Linked DNA regions of Mus musculus: region 1 is linked to region 2. Evidence: chromatin contacts called from ENCODE POLR2A ChIA-PET data. All regions are on one chromosome and are shown on one strand. The core of a region is the stretch at or near the end of the contact, and the rest is flanking DNA. Distances in the headings are between cores, read along the strand shown.

What was found. ChIA-PET counts read pairs that join two places held with the same protein, here RNA polymerase II (POLR2A).
Region 1: POLR2A ChIA-PET joins it to region 2 with 12 read pairs in Patski. The contact joins the promoter of Macrod1 here to the promoter of Esrra in region 2. POLR2A ChIA-PET finds 5 or more read pairs at or near these places in 2 of 5 experiments (Patski and embryonic stem cell).

The regions. Positions count from the first base shown.
Region 1 is chr19:7,053,958-7,060,221 of GRCm38, reverse strand. Macrod1 (mono-ADP ribosylhydrolase 1) reads right to left here and starts at 3,454. Exons shown (of 11, transcript NM_134147.4): 1 at 3,040-3,454. The coding sequence starts at 3,331.
Region 2 is chr19:6,917,183-6,923,282 of GRCm38, reverse strand. Esrra (estrogen related receptor, alpha) reads left to right here and starts at 1,475. Exons shown (of 7, transcript NM_007953.2): 1 at 1,475-1,661; 2 at 2,884-3,220. The coding sequence starts at 2,896. It overlaps Catsperz (cation channel sperm associated auxiliary subunit zeta), which reads left to right. Exons shown (of 5, transcript NM_001039494.2): 5 at 623-857. The coding sequence ends at 732.

The DNA of each region.
Region 1 (6,264 bases), core at 2,205-4,704, 130 kb before region 2:
GGACACGGTGCAGATCAAACAGAGAACAACACCCCATCAGGAGATTCTGCTGGGGGGCCGAGCCCTTCCAAAGCACTGATGCTTGCCCTCCTACCCCTCACCTACCCTCCTGCTGTCTGCATGCAGCCTGCAGCCTGCAGCCTGCCTCCGGCTGCCTGAAATTATGCTTTGAATCTGAGCAGCCCCACAGGCTCAGGTCCAGAGGTGGGAGTTGGCTGGCAGGAGCTGATCACTGCAGGTCAGGTCTTGGGCCTCAGTTTTGCCTGGCTCTAGGCCTCTCGTCTGTCACTCCCTCCAGTCACCACAGTCCCACTTTCCCTTTGAGACAGAATCTTGCCAGGTAGCAAGGCCCTTGCTGTATAGCCTACACCAATCTCCATCTCACAGCAATCCTCCTGCCTCCACTTCAGAGTGCAAGGAGCACAGATATGTACCAGCATGATCTGTGCATGGGGATCCTCTGCAACCATGAGTCAAAATGAATCTTCCTTCTTCTTTCTTCCCTTACATGGGATTAGTGTGGTCTCTGACAAGCAAAAACTAACGTGTTGCTATTCTGATGAGAGTGGGCCGCTGAGCAACCCCAGGATTGTACCTTGGTTTTCCTGTAGGGTGAGGAGGCCCGGGAGTTTTCACACCCCCTGCTATTATAGTTTTTCACCCTAAACTGCCTACACATCAGTCTCATGTGAGTCAGTGGGCCAGTCTTTGACAGAAAATCCCCTAGGAAAGCAAGCATCTAGACATATCCCCTGTCCATTAGAGACATGTGTCAGGGTGGTCTGGTCTGAGTAACTTAGTGAAGCCTAAAGGCCCATCGGCAGAAGAATGGATATCCAAAGTGTGGTACACGAAGATGGAACCCTTCGCAGCAGAGGAAAAGGAGCATAAACTGTCATAATGCATCCGTGTGGATGACAGAGTGAGCTCCAGGCCAGCCTGGGCTATAGAGGAGAACTTTGATTATTGTTTGGTTTTTAGATACAGGGTCTCACTGTGTAGCCCTGGCTGGCCTAGAACTCACTTTGTAGACCAGAACAACCTGGAGTTTACAGAGATCTGCCTGCCTCTCCCAAGCGAGTGCGGGGATTTTAAGCTTGTGGTACCAACCCTTCTCTCTCTCTCTCTCTCTCTCTCTCTCTCTCTCTCTCCAAAAAACAAACTCTCTGAGGAGATCTCTGAGTTTGAGGTCAGCCTGGTCTGCTCTACATAACAAGGTCCAGGACATCCAGGACTATATAGAGACTCTCTCTCAAATAAACAAACAAACAAACAAATAAAAGGAAAATTTAGACCAGACCACCCCACATTTCCATGCCCAGAGCCTTCTGCCCCAGGTCACGGAGGCTTGGAGTGCCCACTTCCACACACTAGGTAACTGAAACCCGAAAGGCCTGCCTTGTCTCACCACTCAGCCCCTGTCACCACTGCCTTTGGGACTGCGTTTGGTCACAATGGGACCACCTCCTCCAAATCTAGCCCTATCTCCAGAACCTGGAATGCCCTTCCCCAGCTGGTTGCTTTACTTCAGGTCCCTAATGGGCCACCTGACCTTCCCAGCTCTTCATAGTGCACAGAGGACTATGTCGCCATAGTGTTTCTCCACTAGACAGACTCTTGCCTGGCCACTCACTGTTGAATCCTACAGCGCTGGTACCAATAGGGCGTGAGGTAAAAGTTTACTGAATGAGGGCCAAGGAGATAGACGGGTTAGTGGGTGGGTAAACGGAATTTGATCCCCAGAACCCATGCAAAGGCCTAAAAGCTAGCCGCAGCACACTGGCATCTCTAATCCCATTAAGCCCGGCGGAAATGGCAAGCGGAGATCAGACTCTCCAGAGGCTCAAGGACCAGCGCCCCTGACTCCCCGCTTGGCACAGAAAGGAAGAAAATAGCGTCTGTCCAGCAGCTGAGGAACCTCAGGTCCCATCAGCTTTCCCAGGTTAGGCTGGTTTTCAGGGTCACCAAGGAAAAGGGAGCTACGGGGAGAAGGGCTGGAATGTAGAAATAGACGCAGACGGTACACTACGTGTGGTACTGCCCCAACTCTCCTCCTCTCCCTGGGTTGCTGCTCTCCATGGGTAAGCAGGACTCTAAGGAAGAACACTAACTCCCTCTGCTGGAATTCTGGACGAGCCCCGCAACTCCCGGCCAAGGTTGAGGGAGTGGCAAGTTCTGATTGCTCCCAAAGAAGACTGTCAAGTGCTTTAGGATCCTGGGCAGACTTGCAACAAGGGAGAGCTCTCTTTTCTAAAAAGGAACCAATCTGAGGTTACCTTCAACCCCGCTTGACCCAGCCCCCATGGTCACGCCCACTAGCAGCCCAGCCAATGGCCTTAGCCGCTCATTGGGAGGAGGATCGGCCCGGAATAATAAGGGAAGCACTGGCGCTGAAAGGCAGGGGCAGCTGGACTGCCACTCAGGGCTATTTGGGGCTCTGCACTTTGCATTCCAGTTAGCGACTAGGTCGTCCGGGACCCGTGGCCCCTTCCTGGCATGCCCGTCCAGGAGGAGAAATACTTTCATTCTTGAGGGAGTCAGTGATTCTCACAAGCCCACGCCCGATGTCAGCCTGCTCTCCAAGTTCTATGATCCCAGTCCCTCAAGAAGGAGCAAAGTGCTGGCAAGGGGCCAGAAGCCAGCAGGAGGGCAAAACGGGCACCTACCATACTCCCAGAGAGGCCCCCGAGCTGCCATTCTTGGGGCTACCTGACCCTACCTGATAGGCCAAGCTTCTACACTTTGCCTTTGCACACTCCCAGCCTGACCTTGGGGAAGTGAACTCTGGCCCTAAGCCTCAGTTTCCCTCCTGTGCATGCATGGAGGAAGGTGGCAGATCCCAGAGGATCTGGGGGTGTGGGGGGTGTGGACTACCTGGGACCATTGCTGAGGTAAGGCCGCCTTCCCCACTCGTTTAGTCAAGGGGTAACCTGGTGTAGGAGCTGGGTATGGATGTGGGCTAAAGGGGTTCCCGAGTGTCTCAGTTGCTCGTGGAGTGCCTTTCGGCCGGGGAGACCCACGCCCTGCGCTCACACTTACATTTGGCCTCCTTCCAGTCGGTGGAGGTGCTCAGGTCCACCTTCGCGGCCATGGCCAGGGGGGCCCAGGTGCGCACCCAGGCTCCACGCCCCGCCGCCCCCCACGCCCCAACTCCCGCCGAGAGCCACGCGCAGTAGCCGTGCTCGCCCAGTGCCACCAGGGGACCGCACGCACTGCCACGGGGCCGCGGGCCACCCGCCGAGCGGCCGGGCCAGGGGCGCAGGGAGACCAGCAGCTGCCCCGCCGCGCGCAGCTGTGCCAGGCGGCCGGACACTTGGCTCTGCAGCGACATGAGCAGGCGGTGCCGGGCGGCTCCCCGCCCACTCGGACTCTATTTACGGTGCTCCGGAGAGTCGCGCTCGGTCCCTTATTTACTCTGGGACGAGAGTGGCGCGTGCCAGCCCGTGGCGACCTGCTTAGAGACCGCGGGCGGCGCGCCGCTGGGCACCCTGGAACTTGTAGTTCCGTCCCGGCCCACTGCGCTCACGCACTGGTAGCACACACGTGCGCACCCAGCCTGTCTGTGTCCTCCCGAGTGTGGCTGCAGCCAACCTTCCGAAGCTCGGTGATTCGACAAGGCACTCCGTGCGTGGGTTTTCCCGCCAAGTCGGCTTCTAGTTCTTTCCGCCTAGTTGCCGTGGCTCATAAGTAAACTCGGTCCTATCGCGTGTTTTGTAGGCATAGAGAGACCTGGACTTGTGTTGGTGCCTCCGCATCACCCAGCTCTGCTTCTGATCCACAGCAGCTGCACGTTCCAGCCTGCCAAGGTGGGGCGGGGGTGATAGGTGCCGCGGACCTATGTGTTAGGGTGGGGCAACTTTTCTGAAGAGCTCGACCTCCCTTAAGCTCCAAGAGCCAAGCAGCGCCGACTGAATTCCACAGCAGCTCACAAGACATTAGTGAGATTTGACAGGAAGAAACCTAGGTGTCAAATAGGCATGGTAAGGCATACTTACAATCCAGCATTCCAGAGGGTGAGGGCGGAGGATCTTAGGAAAGTTTAGGATCAGCCTGACTTACAAGGCAGCCACATAGCAAGACCCTGTCTCAGTCAATAGGTCAGTCTAACAATCAATATAAAAAAGAGCCGGGCAGTGGTGGCGTATGCCTTTAATCCCAGCACTTGGGAGGCAGAGGCAAGCTGATTTCTGAGTTCGAGGCTAGCCTGGTCTACAGAGAGTTCCAGACAGCCAGAGCTACACAGAGAAACCCTGTCTTCAAAAACCAAAAACCAAAAAAAAAAAGGAGAAAAGGAGAGAGAATATGGATCTATAAATGTGGGTGTATAGAAACACTAGAGTAGTGACCTAAGAAGGATAATTTTTTTCTTCTTTATTTTTCTCCTTTTCTTTTGTTGTTGTTGTTGTTGTTGTTGTTGTTTTTTTTTTTTCTTCTCGAGACAGAGTTTCTCTTTGTAGCCCTGGCTGTCCTGGAACTCACTCTGCAGACCAGGCTGGCCTCAAACTCAGAAATCTGCTTGCCTCTGCCTCCCAAGTGCTGGGATTAAAGGCGTGCGCCACCACTGCCCGGCTAATTTTTTTTTTCCTCATATTCCATAATGACATATGCCTGTAACCTGTTCCCGGTTAGCCACTACTTCATATTCAGTTCCACACCAGCCTGGCCTACCTGAGAGCTGGTTGTCAGAGCTACCCAGTGAGACTCTACATTTTTATTTAAAAAGAAAGCGGGGGTGGGGGAGGGATTTAAATCCCGGGGCTGGAGAGATGACTCAGCAGTTAAGATCCCTGACTGCTGTTCCAGAGGACCAGAATTCTATTTCCAGCCCTCACATGGTGGCTCAAAAATCTTCTGTAACTCCAGTTCCAAGGGATGCCACGCCCTCTTCTGGCCTTGCATGGAGTAGTGCACAGCCACACAGGCTGGAAAACACCCAAACACATTAAAAAAAATTTTAGAAATTGTTACTGTGAACCTTAATATCTGAGCCATCTCTCCAGGCCTTGCTCCCTAAACTTTACAAATAAAGATTTAGTTCCTGGGAAACAAAACAAAAAGGAGAGAGAGCAAAGCGAACGACCCTCCTATTGAAACCTCACCACCAACCTGGCAACGTAAACAATGCAGATTTCTCAGCTTATTTCTGAGACAAGAATCTGACGTGAGTCACCAGAATTGCATGCCTCTGGCTTCATCCCTTCCTGGAAGCTCTAAGGGAGCTTGTCCCAGGATTTTCCAGAGGTCACGGGCCCTTCCTGTAGATCCTCCAGCAGCCTGGCAGTGAGCCCAGGCTGCTCCTGTCTTTCATGTGGTGTGGACCATGCTCTCTGGTTCTCCATCTACCATTTCCCAGGCTGTGGTTACGCCGGGCCCCGTCAGCATCCAGGAGACAGTCAGTACTTGCCCACAATCAGCTGGTTTATAGCCGCCGTTTCCCTTTGCCAGAGGCCATCTTCACAGGTTCCAGAGTTTAGGATGTGGATGGCTTGAAGGGTTTTCACTTTGCCCTCCATCCTTCCAGCCAACGACTTAGTAGGGGACTCTAGGAAAAGGCAAGGTTCCACCGAAAAGTCATCTTGGGTCCTGAGAAGGCTGCCTTCTCCTTAGTGCCTGAACTTTATGTCCTTGAGTTTAGCTCCTGGAGCTCTGGATAAGTAGAAGCCCCGCCACCCAGTGCACCTTAGTTACAGCCTCACTTTTTTTTTTCCTTAAGCGAAAATAGATTTTGTTTTTTAGTTGGATGTGGTGGCACATCTTTTAATCCCAGCACTCTGAAGGCAGAGGCAGGGAGACCAGTTCCAGCTTGATCTACAGAGCAAGTCCATGAGTCCAGGACAGCCAGGGCTACACAGATAACCCTGTCTTGAAAAACAACAACAACAACAAGATATTTTTCATACAATATATTCTTTTTGTTTTGTTTTTTTGAGACAGGGTTTCTCTGTGTAACCCTGGCTGTCCTGGAACTCACTCTGTAGACCAGGCTGGCCTCGAACTCAGAAATCTGCCTGCCTCTGCCTCCGGAGTGCTGGGACTAAAGGCATGCGCCACCACGCCCAGCTCATACAATATACTCTTACTACATTTCCCTTTCTCCAACTCCTCCCAGATCCTCCCTGACTCTCCACACATCCACACATCCATACCCACACCCGTTCTCTCTCTCTCTCTCTCATTAGAATACAATCAGGCATCTAAAAAAGTAATAAAATAAAACCAAACAAACTAGACTAGAGACAAGCAAACAAATGACCAGGAGAAAAA
Region 2 (6,100 bases), core at 226-2,725:
CCCCCACCCCAGCTTCCACAAAAGATCCTGGTGGCTTTGGCAGGGCTTGGGGCTGTGGAGTTTCAGGATATGTAGTCTTGTCAGATCCCCTTAGCACTCACAAGGATGCCCTAAAAATTAAAAGTCAAGAGAGTAGGCACAGGCCGACTCAATGGAGTGAGTGACTCAGAGGACTTAAAATAAGCCCCTTTCTAGCAAGTCTGTTTTCTCTGCTTGTTCAGTGGAGTGACAGCCTTTGGGTAGCTTTGCTTCACTCCCAGGTGTGGGAGCTGTGACACATCGGGATTTTTTTTGGGTAAATGTACTGGATATTGGATTATCTGCGTAACCTTCTGCTCATGGTATATGAGCACATAGAGGGAAGAAAGGGCCAGATAACTAGTTAGAGTGAGCGGCTCAGGAGGAGGTTGGGTCTCACTGCCTCTGTTCAGGCTTGCAGCAACTTCTTCAGCCTTCTTCCCCTCCATTCTTCACATCGCACCTAGGAGACCCAAAATTCCCCAAACTAACACAGATCCAAATCCAGCACTAAATGCCACCTCAAATCACCTGTGGTTCCTCAAATGGGGGAAGCCCTTTGCTGCTGTTCATGGCCCTGAGCTCAGCTCTTCCCTCTCCCTAGCATATAGGTCCACGATTGGCAGGAACCACTTCATGACTAAAGAGCTGCAGGGATACATCGAAGGGATCAGGAAGCGCAGGAACAAGAGGCTGTACTTTTTGGATCAGTGAACCTCCAGCTCAAGTGGCCGACGAGACGTCCGCTCCGTGTCCTTTCCGGTCCCTCGAACCCAAGCTCAACCTCATCTGCATGGAATTTGAATCCTAGAGAAATTAAAGAGTCTATGCATGGTCCCAGAGTCAGTGCGTGGCTGCTTGCGTGAGGCGGACGCACGTGGCCCCGCCTTTCCCCGTGACCTTCATTCGGTCACCGCAGTGACCTTGAGTTTTGTCCGCTCGTGTCTCACCTCTGCCTTTGAGGAACTCGCAAACCAGGGCTACTTGCATGTTTTAGGTCTGCTTCTCCACTTGAGGGTCCTCAGGGGTGCTGATCTACCAAATCTGTCAAGTGTCCCATCAACATAATGGGGTGGGGTGGGGAGCAGCACCCTGTTAGGCCCCACCCCTTATGCATATGCAGTTACATAAACCCGCCTTTCATTTACATACACGTTCAACGCCCTCACAGAGTGAGTTCACTGAACAGCTACGCCCACTCTTATAAGGCAGAGCACCGCCCTCCTTCGTGATGCAAGGGTGCTCCGGCTTCTCTCCCGCACCAGTTCCTAGTCTTCGCTCCTCCCCTAGGTTCAGGCCCCGCCCACAGGAGGCCGCGCACGCGTGTGTATCGACAAGGCCTGCCCGCTGTCCTCCGGGTACGCAGGCGCCGCCGCCTCCCTCGGATATTAGCATAGGGCACCTGGCCCCACCCCCTGTTTTGCATGCGCAGGCCGGCCCCGCCTCCGCTGTCAGCTGGAGGAAGCGGAGTAGGAAGCAGCCGCGATGTCCTTTTGTGTCCTACAAGCAGCCAGCGGCGCCGCCGAGTGAGGGGGGACGCAGCGCGGCGGGGCGGTGCGGCCGGAGGAGGCGGCCCCCGCTCACCCCGGCGCTCCGGGCCGCTCGGCCCCCATGCCTGCCCGCCAGCCCTGCCGGAGCCCAAGGTCCGGGGGCGGAGGGGAAGGCGGCCGCGGGGGTGGGCGGGCGCGGCGGGGGCCATGTGCAAGCGCGGGCGGGGGGCGGGCTGCGGGCGGGGTCGCGCCTGGTGCGTCGGCCGGGTCAGGACTGGCTTCAGGTCCTGGCCTCCAGTTAGCCTCGGGCCTTGGAGCGAGTCCCCGGGCAGCGTTCAGATCGATCCTTGAGCATTGCGGGAGTCCTCGGGGTGGGCTGGAATTGAAAGGGTCCCTTGAGGCCACGTGGGGGCGCTTGCAGGGGCTTTGGGCCACCCTCCTCTCTGGGTCATAGGTCATCGTAGCGCGAGGGAGAACTTCTTCCTTGTCGCCTCTTCTTACTTCCTGATAACCTGATAGAAGTCCCCCGCGGGCAATGGGGGGAGGGGAGATTAGTAACTTCAGGCAACTTCCCATAGGTGTGCGCAGGTTAATGGGGGGTGGGGGGCGGCCCTGGAGGTCGCGAGAGGTGGTGAACTCTGCGGTAGCTGGAGTGTAAGAATGAACCTTGCAGGTTTGGGGTGCAAAAGAGGTGGAGCCGCGCCCTGCACGGCGTGGCTGGACTGGGCTTGCTAAAGCTGGAGGGGGTGGCGTGTCAGAGGTGAGAGACTCCCTTACAAGAGTGTGGTGAGGGATTAGAAGACTTGAGTGTGAGTTTGCTTATTGAGTGTGCTCTTTTGCTGGGAGTATGTGAGAACTTGGGACTGGTTAAAGGCCATGTGTGAGTGGAAGGTTCCCAGGAGAGTGTGAGCATGTGTGGACATGTGGAAACTCCTGAGAGAGTGGCCATATCCTTTGCCTCCGCCCCCCTTGGCCCCCCTTAGCCCCCTCCCGGTTCCTCAGTATGCTCTTGAATACTTGAGAGTACCTCCTGGAGTACATCTGGAGAAAACTGAGGAGAGGATCATGCTTATGCTCGGGGTTGAGAGTTGCCTGCAGGTTGAGGTTAGCCTGCTTCCTGGCTTGGGTGGGAGCTAGACTTGCCAAGCCGCTCCCAGGTTCCCAAGAGGAAGACCTGCTGTCAGTTACTGGCCTCAGAGGCTCTGGAGACTCTGTTCCCATGGCGACAGCTGGGGGCCCTCTTCATGGGCAGCCCTTCCTTGGACTCTGCCTCCTCCTTCTCCTTGGCTGAGCCTGGAAGCCTGGCTTAGTCCCAGTGTTGCCCAACCTATGTGGCAGGGTGCCTCCCTGTGACCCTGATGGTCTTTCCCTGCAGGTGACCAGCACCATGTCCAGCCAGGTGGTGGGCATCGAGCCTCTCTACATCAAGGCAGAGCCAGCCAGTCCTGACAGTCCAAAGGGTTCCTCAGAGACTGAGACTGAACCCCCGGTGACCCTGGCCTCTGGTCCAGCTCCAGCCCGCTGCCTTCCAGGGCACAAGGAGGAGGAGGATGGGGAGGGGGCAGGGTCTGGTGAGCAGGGCAGTGGGAAGCTAGTGCTCAGCTCTCTACCCAAACGCCTCTGCCTGGTCTGTGGGGATGTGGCCTCTGGCTACCACTACGGTGTGGCATCCTGTGAGGCCTGCAAAGCCTTCTTCAAGAGGACCATCCAGGGTGAGCCCCTACCCCCACCCCCTGCTTCTGTGCCCTTTGCCCTGTACCCTTTGGGCCTGGCACTAATTGGTACAGTGCTGCATGCAGGAGGCCCTGAGCCTGTCTGTTGCTGCTTGAGTCAGCAATATGAAGTTTGAATTTCCTTGTTCTTCCTGGGACATCATTTTATTTAAGGGCTATAGCTGAGGTTAGTAGAATGCTTGCCTAGTTTACAGGAGGCTCTAGGTTCTGTCCTTAGCACCATATAAGTCAGGTGTGGTGTTGGGTACCTAAAATCTCAGCACTTTGGAATGGAACTAGGAGCATCAGAGATTCAAGGTCATCATTGACTACATAGTAAGCTGAAGGACAACTTGGGCTCTGTGAAAGCCTGCTCCCTCCCCTCAAAAGGGTGGGGTGAAGCTGGGCAGTGGTGGCTCATACCTTTAATCCTTGCACTGGTGAGGCAGAGGCAGGTGGATCTGTGAGTTTGAGGCCAGCCTGGTCTACAGAGTGAGTTCCAGGACAGTCAAGGCTACACAAACTCTGTCTTGAAGGAAAAAAAAAAGTAGAAGAAAGAAAAAGCTACTAGTATAGGTCACTGATGGATTGGAATGGGATATGAGCCAGGATGCAGGTGCCTGCACCTGTTATAAAGCTTCGCTCCTGACTTTCCTGTTGCCTCTAGTAGCTGCCTGTAAATCACCTCGCACAGCACAGAATCACTCTTCATGACTCCCCCAAAGCACCACACTACTAACTCTAGGCACAGTTTATGGGTAATGATACAGGTTTGTTAGGTTTTAGCATCCAGCAGGCTTCCTCACTCTTTAGCCACTGATTTTTTTCTCTCTCTCTCACCCAGGAGAGCAGTGACGACGACATTGAGACGAACATTCTCTGGGGCAGGCCTATTGTTCTTAAGCAACCACTGGTTACGTTGAGGCTATAATATCATTTTATATATATAGACATATACATATGTATGTATATGTATATATTGAGACCTTTTCTTATTATGTAGTTGGCCTGGAATTTCCTGTGTCTTCCAAGCCTAACCCCTCCATCCCTTTGCCTCAGCCCCCATGAGTGCTGTGGTTACAGGCAGATACCACTGCAGCTGACTTGTAAAAATGTCCTTAGCATGAATTTATTTTGTGTGTGGGGTATGTATTTGCACCCACTGTATGCATGTAAAGGTCAGAGGATAAACTATGGGAGTAGGCTCTTGATGTCTACCATGAAGGACCTGGGGATTGAACTCAGTCATCAGGTTTGGCAGCAAGTGCCTTTACCTACTGAATCATCTTGCCAGGCATCAACTGGTTTCAGAACACTTTTTTTTTTCTTGAGTGTTTATCCTGTGGTAGGTACTGCTCCTTTTACTTTCAGGATTTCACCCCCTTATTGCAACCCCACGAGAAGGGGTCCGTGTCGAGAGCTGATGCACAGGGAGGCATTTGTAGCTCCTCAGATCTCTCTAGAAAATGACAGCCCTTGTGTTTGGTGCAGGTCCAGAGCTGAGCTCTTAAACTGCAGACTGCTGCCTCTGTGTATCACCAGTGACCTGGACTTTGGACCACTGGTAGTGATATTCCAGAGAGTTGTTTTATGGAGTTTTTGATGTTGTCTTGAGATAGGGTCTCATTGTTTAGCCAGGGCTGTCCTAGAACTCACTCTATAGACCTGACTGGCCTTGAATTCACAGAGCTCTGTCTGCTTCTGCCTACGGAGTGCTTGTGAGTTTTCACTTAACTGAAGTACACTGATCTAAAACTGCTCCTTGCTGGCCAGAGCCAGGTGCCTCCCGTACACCTTCATTCTGACTGTAGGCCAAATCTAACTGCTGGAAACTACCTTTATTTATTCTTTTCTTTTTCTTTCCCTCCCTCCCCTTTTCTCTCCCCTCCCCTCCCATCCTCCCTCTTCCTTCCTTTCTCTTTCTTTTTTTCTTTTTTCTTTTTTCTTTTTTTTTGTTCTTTTGTTTTTTCGAGACAGGGTTTCTCTCTCTAGCCCTGGCTGTCCTGGAACTCACTCTGTAGACCAGGCTGGCCTCGAACTCAGAAATCCGCCTGCCTCTGCCTCCCAAGTGCTGGGATTAAAGGCGTGCGCCATCACTGCCCGGCTCTTTCTCTTTCTTTCCTTCTCTCTCTCTCTCTCTCTCTCTCTCTTTCTTTCTTTCTTTCTTTCTGAGACAGGATGTCACTATAGAACTTTTTCTGTCCGTCCTGGAACTCACTATGTAGACTGGGCTGGACTCCAAATCACAAAGATCTATTTGCTCCTGCCTCTCCAGTGCTGGGATTAAAGGCCTGAGCTGTCATGCCTGGCTCTATTCATTTTTTTTTTTTTTCAACTGGCTTTCAAAGTACGATTTTAGGAGTGGGTTAGGGAGGGAGATTGTTAGTGATGGAACTCAGGGCCTCATGAATGCTGCTAAGCACATACTATACCAGTGTGTTACACTGTAGCCTCAAGTCTATGTTTTTTATCATGCCAACTTTGCAGGTAGGGAAACTGAGTGCTCGCAGGTATTAGGACTAGGAAGTACAGTGGGGTGGTGGTTGGTGGATGTCTTTAATTCTAGCACTCAAGAGGGAGCGGCAGGCAGATCTCTATGAGTTCAAGGCCAGCCTGGTCTACAGGCTGAGTTTCAGGACAGCTATAGTCATGTGCCTCCAGACCAGGGGAGACAATGTCTTGCTATATAGCCCATATATGCAATATTAGTATTGAATATGTACTTGAGCTGAGTAGAGCAGGACAGAGAAATCCTATCTTTTTTGGTTTTTCGAGACAGGGTTTTTCTGTGTAGCCCTGGCTGTTCTGGAACTCACTTTGTAGACCAGGCTGGCCTCGAACTCAAAAATCCGCCTGCCTCTGCCTCCCGAGTGCTGGGAT